Regions from separate parts of the Mus musculus genome. Here region 1 is linked to region 2. A link is a loop called in an ENCODE intact Hi-C map of the cell type or tissue named here. Cell type or tissue: gastrocnemius. All regions are shown on one strand. Links, peaks and the distances in the headings refer to the core of each region. The heading gives the core; the rest is flanking DNA.

The links. Hi-C counts contacts between places; a loop is a spot of excess contacts. Peaks named below come from ENCODE experiments on the same cell type or tissue, not always from the same donor. Only the 100,000 strongest peaks of a DNase experiment are listed, where the experiment ranks them.
Region 1: it touches region 2 in a loop (4-fold over the local background); 8 of 42 quality-filtered maps call a loop at or near these places.

What each region holds. Positions count from the first base shown.
Region 1 is chr19:55,175,466-55,178,377 of GRCm38, reverse strand. No RefSeq gene overlaps it. Among named protein-coding and RNA genes, the nearest start is that of Tectb, 3.8 kb to the left of the region's middle. In gastrocnemius, for the core only: no CTCF peak of the experiment used is centred there; no DNase peak of the experiment used is centred there.
Region 2 is chr19:55,121,881-55,124,792 of GRCm38, reverse strand. It overlaps a transcript of Gpam not described here. Among named protein-coding and RNA genes, the nearest start is that of Gm31418, 3.9 kb to the left of the region's middle. In gastrocnemius, for the core only: no CTCF peak of the experiment used is centred there; DNase peaks (open chromatin) are centred at 1,344, 1,695, 2,043 and 2,318.

The DNA of each region.
Region 1 (2,912 bases), core at 304-2,803, 54 kb before region 2:
GGCTGGGACAGCATGTCCCCAATGTTCCCAGATGAACCCCGAGTGTTTCTATGGTAACAGCCTTCTCTTTGGAAGCCCACCCTAACAAAAGGGCAGGTGCTTTTGATTTGTAGAAAGGTCTCATCAGGATAACATTTGGGGACAGAAGAAGAGATCTCTCCTACGATTTCTTGGAGTGGAGAATCAGCTAACAATCAGGTACATGATACTGCTTTCAAGCGTGAGGGGAGTGAGTGAGGTAGGACAGTGGATTCCACTTTTGTGGCAGGCTGGTCTCTAGATGTTTGATTTGCATAAGAGACAGAAAGGGACCAAATGTGCTCAGGCCAAACAGTATTTGATACTGGCGTTGGTTAAAAGGCGGGAGGCATCTATTTTCTGTGGTAATTACCTTCCCTCTGATGCCCCACTCAGTCCTCTCTCTGCTTTTTAATACTCTGCCCTAGTTGCCCTTGGAGTAAGAGGGACACCCCTGCAGATGGAATTCAAACGCAGATCTCTGGCTCAGACCATTGCAGATTCTTCAAACACGGGGAAACTGGGTTAAAAGGTTTTATCAGTCCTAGGATTTTTTTTTTAAAGTCCATCAAAGAGAGTTTTATGGAAGACTCATCCAAAAGATGAGCTCGTCGCTCCTGTATCTTTGTTTTATGAGTTGATAGGCAACAAAGGGTCCCTTTTCTGTTTGAACATCAGGAATGATTTGGGAGAGCCAGCCCACGTCCAAAAGAGATGCCCTTTGCAAAGGGCAATCAACATTTTCCTTTGTAGCTGAGAAATCAAACGCAGGGGTCCAGTGGCAAGAGGTTGCAGTCGGACCCTGCTCAGGTAAGAGAGCCAAGACTAATGAGCATGCATTGGAGTTGAAAAGCTGCTTTATTAACTTATTAATATTTTCACAGCACACTGTTTTGAGTTCACTAAATGTTAGATTTGTTAAATGAACCCCGTTGTTCCCTGTAAGCTCTGAAGCAAGCCTTCTTCCACTTTGTGGGAGACTGCTTGCCAATTTGCAAATGAGTGGGCATTTCACTCTAGACTCCGCTGGCTCCAACCAGGAATGAGCAGTTCTCCAGAGAAAGTCCAAGAAAGCACACTCAGAAAGGGGACTTGAGGATTAGGAAGGCTCCTCTTTCAATAGAGCGCCATCTGCCTATCCCTCATGTGACCCTGCAGCTCCCCAGATGCACAGAGGCCTATGGTGTCTGTGAGCTGTTAAGTGTCCAGAAAAGAGCCACGTCTGTTTAATAGTCCCAAGGGTGAGTGATCAGAACTGTGAACATACACAACTGTAATATTGCAGGATAGGGGGGCAAATTGTTTTGGGTTATTAAGCCCCTAAATAGCCACTATTGCTCACCTGTGTTTGTGACCTAAAACCTTTTGACTACTAAGTAAACCTTTCAGAGTGTACAAACATACTCCTGGATTCCACCAGCCCAAGGGCTAAGCAGCGTCATCAGACAACATCCCATAGCATCCATAGGGAAGTCCCACTTGCTACTTGCCTGCCTGTTGCCTCCACTCACACACTTGAAAAATGTCTTGATTTATAGCTTTCTTGGCTCTGCTACTATGAAACTAGACCAACTGTTACCTCATTGGGAACATTATATGTGGGACACAAAGCAGAAGAATGTGAAGACTCTACCACTCAATGGGCATGGTTCAGAGCCATGCTTCATCTTCCTGTCAAAGGCCCACAGCCTCCAAACAGACTCGAGGTTCATCAAGTGAGCACACAGCACCCACATTGCCATCTCCCTCTTTTGTACCCATGCTAGACATCACTAATCAAGACATTATTTCCCTCTGGTCTCTGACATGACACCAGGGTCATTCCTATACTGTGCTCCTACAGGCACTAGCAATCTGTTGGGAGTAACACAGGAATAGGAACTCATTACTGGTTCCCAGAGCAAACCAATGTGCTGCTTCTAGGGCTGAACAGTTCACCTTACTGCACAATTCACTTTCCCTTTATAGACTTTGTTAGCACTGAGACAAGCTGTTGTATAAAGACCTTCCACCAGCTTGAAAGCTTCCTCAAGTCAAGGGATGCAGCTGGGCTTCTGCTCTACATTGAGCATTAGCTGCAGTGCAGGCCATTGTCTTGCATAGCTGATTTAGCAAGTAGTTTGCTGAATGAGTGACACAAAGTGTTTGGAACAAGTATAAGTTCTATATGTGTGTGTGCATGTGTACATGTGTGCATGTGTGCGTGTGTGCATGTGTACATGTGTGCACGTACCCATGTATGCCAAGGGCAGAGGACAACTTAGGCATCAAATCTTCCTCCTCCTCCTCCCTCTCCCTCCTCTTCCTCTCCTTCCTCCTCCTCCTCCTTCCTCTTTTTCCTTCTCCTTGGGTGCCACCACCACTGCTGCTGACAGGATCACTCACTGGACTAGGACTTATTCAGTAGCTGCATCTGACTGTGCTGTGAGCACCAGGAATCTACCTCTCTCTGCCTCCCCAGATCTGTGATTATGAATACCAGCTTTCATATTCTTTTTTGACGTAGGTTGTGCAGAGCAAACTTCAATCTTCCTGCTTGCAAGGCAAGCACTTTACCAACAGAGCTGTCTTCTCAGTTCCCGAGTACTTTGTAAACTGTAAGAATGTAAGCTGTCCCTAATGTTAGCTTCCAGTGGATGAGTGTTAAGTATGTGCTGTATAGAAGCCACAGTGTTCAAAATCAGCATTGTAATCATGATTGGTTGCAAAGAGTTGACTGAATAAAATAAGCTTTTTTGACTCTGAGTCTTTATGTGCTATGAAGTTAAAACGTGAGACACATGAATACATGGTCACCGGAGAATTACAATGGCCATGTTGAGTATTTTTGGGAAAGTTGAAAACTTGGAAAATTACAATGGTAGTTTTCTACTGTTCATATCAAATGATAACTG
Region 2 (2,912 bases), core at 305-2,804:
GCCATCAGCCTCTCCTTCCTTTCTCAGCTCTAGCACCTGCTTAGGTCACTAATGCTTTGGGCCCATGCTATTACCTGAAGATGCCCACTCTGAATTGCTCTCTCTCTCTCTACTCCCAGAAAATTGTCTTGGTGTATTTACGTCTACGCTAAGGAACTCAAATTAAAGGACTGTCCTTTTTTTGGTTAATCTTATTAGAATCATAGTAGATCATAGAAGGAGAAAAATTATTTATATCTGTAATTAAATCCTATGTTTCTCCTTGATATTTAAACCTTGTTTTCCCCATCTGTAAAATGGGCACAGCACTTCTTTCATGAAAGTGACTTTGAGAAAAGAGATTCTGTGGTGGACTTACTGTGTTTTCAGCACATGGAACAGGGTGAACAGGGAAGCAAAGAAAACCAGTTGCCCTTGGACAAGCTAAATATGAATGGTGCACCAGGCATTAAAAGCAGCAGGCCATTTGTGTCTTTGGAGAGGACAAAGGACTTAGAAGGGAGTGGTATCCAGTCATGAAAGGGCTGTTTGGTGAACTACAGTGTTTGTATGCTTCACTTCAGCGGGCATGCAGCAGTGGCCCTGCATGGGCTAAGGATCTGCTTACTATGGGGCTCAGAATCTGTGAACAAGAGAAGCTGGACCGCGTGGTTCCCTCAGACCGAGTTGTTCATGCTGACATCTAAGATGCTCTTGAACAAGCAAATGGCAAGGGAGAGGCTTGTGATTCTTTTTCTGTTGCTTTTCTGTCTTACTTCTCCTGGAGAGAGGCTGACCCAGAAGAAAGCACGGGTGCACCTCCTCTTAGGAGACCTCCTGAATTCTTCCCTGCCGGCAGTGACAACTCCCTTCTCCCTTTGCTTTGTCTCAGGAATTATGTCGCTCCTGTAGCCAGCATCCCACATCCCCTTCCTTCAAATCCCACAGGAATAGCTTGGGTGATAAACCCATCCAGAATATTGTTTTCTGCTGGGGAAGTTCTGAGATCAGGAGCCTAGGAGGTGAGCTGGGAGCTGAAGCTTTGGAGATGGGCTCATGGTCTCTTCCTTGGTCGCCCATGCGTGTTCCCAGAGCTGCCCACTTGGCCTGCCCTGGTAGTACCAGGTGTCTTGTCTACTATCTTTTATGAATTCTCAGGCCAGGACATTAGAGAGTGCGCTTTAAAAACTTGGTTAGCATATTTCCCAGACAAAAACAGTGGCCAGGAAGGCAGTTGGAAGGTTAGGGATGAAAGGAGGACTGCAGGCCTCGGGCTCCTGAGCCACGCAGAAGGAGCCTCCCCGCCTTTCCAGTAGGGGTCTGCACCGCTGACCCTCACCACGCCTCCACCCAGTCTCTGACAGCCAATCAACTCTCTTCATTTCCTTTTCCCTATCTGGGGCCTCACTCCTGCCTTAGTCAAGCCCTGACCATTGCTTTCTGGGCACAAGGGGTAAAGAGACCTCGCTGGGGCCTGGTTGTTTTAGCCAAAGATGCTCGAAGGAAACAATTACTGGCAGGACGGACCAGCACTGTGAATTCAAGGCCCAGAACACTCGGCACTTGTATTCTGGATTTTAAACTCCTCATTGGATGGGCACTCAGAGGATCAAATGTTGAGAAAGGAACAAAGAAGCTGTGCAGAGGAACTCTACACCAGGAGATTTCCAAAGGCAGTTCAGATGGCCCATTATTCTCCAAGGCAACCGCACGCCTGCCTCTCTCTCTCCATTCTGGAGAACTTGACAGTAACATTGCAGGGGGTGGGGTGGGGGTTGTCCATTGTCAACATTCAGTTCCCAGAACCCGATCCACCCCACTTCAGTGCCATCCAGTTCTTCAATTGCACTTAGATGTGGAATGGGGTTCTGGGGTGTCATGCTGGGTGTGATAATGAGAGCACCCAGTCCCTGTTCCTGGGTGCTTCCTCAGGGGCCCCAGTGACAGCAGATGCTGCCACAGGCCTGGCTTTTGCCTTTCCTACCCTTCTGGCTGTCTCACTACACTGACCTCACTTCAAAGCTTTGCTTTGTCTCCACCCAGAATGGGGGCGTGGCTGTGTATTGGGCTTCAAGTGTCTTGCCACAAACCAAGGCAGTCAACCATTCCCCAACCCCCAAAACAGCAAACAAACACCCAAACCAAACTAAAGAAAAACATGGCACCCCTACTACCACCACCACCAATCACATAGATTGCTCCACCCTAGGCCAGGGCGTCCCTTTCCCAGTGAACCCTTACGCTAGCCTCTCTGCAGAGGAGGGGTAGTTGTCATGGGCTACTTGAACATTGCTGGTAACGCTATGTATTTTGAGTCAATTCCAAGTAGCAACTTGGAAGAACAAGGGCCTGGGAAAATGAAAGCCAGGGGACCAGGCAGCAGCAGAAGGCTGGCTCCCCCTCCCCTCTCCCAGATGGAGCTCCATGGGACTTGTAAGAGATGCTGAGATTTTGTTTACAAATCCCCAAGCACTTTGCCACACTCTTAGTCCCTACTGAATCACATGTTATTGTCTTGTACACTGATGCTTAGGGTGAGCTTGCTGGATGGGTGGAATTCCCCACACCAGGCAGCATAGCGGGCACCCTTAGATAACAGAGAATGTGTCGTGGGTCTGATAAGCATCACTTTGGGTCCTTAGCACTTTGCTTCCTCAGCACCCCGTCAGTAGGCCAACATCCCTGACCCACCTCTAATTAGTCCCAGGACTCTGCAACAAGGCAGAGCCACTCCATTTAAGGAATTCACATCCCAGAAGAGGGGACAGGTCACTAACAGGAACTGCATGTGACATTGGAGAGTGGAACAGTGCAGTGTGTCACGGGGCAACCGTGTCTCTACTTTGACCTTCACTCCCTTCTCTGCCCTTGTCGTAGTTTGTCTTCTTTCTTAGCTGAGCCTCTAAGCTATTTCTCCAGCAATCTCTAGTGGT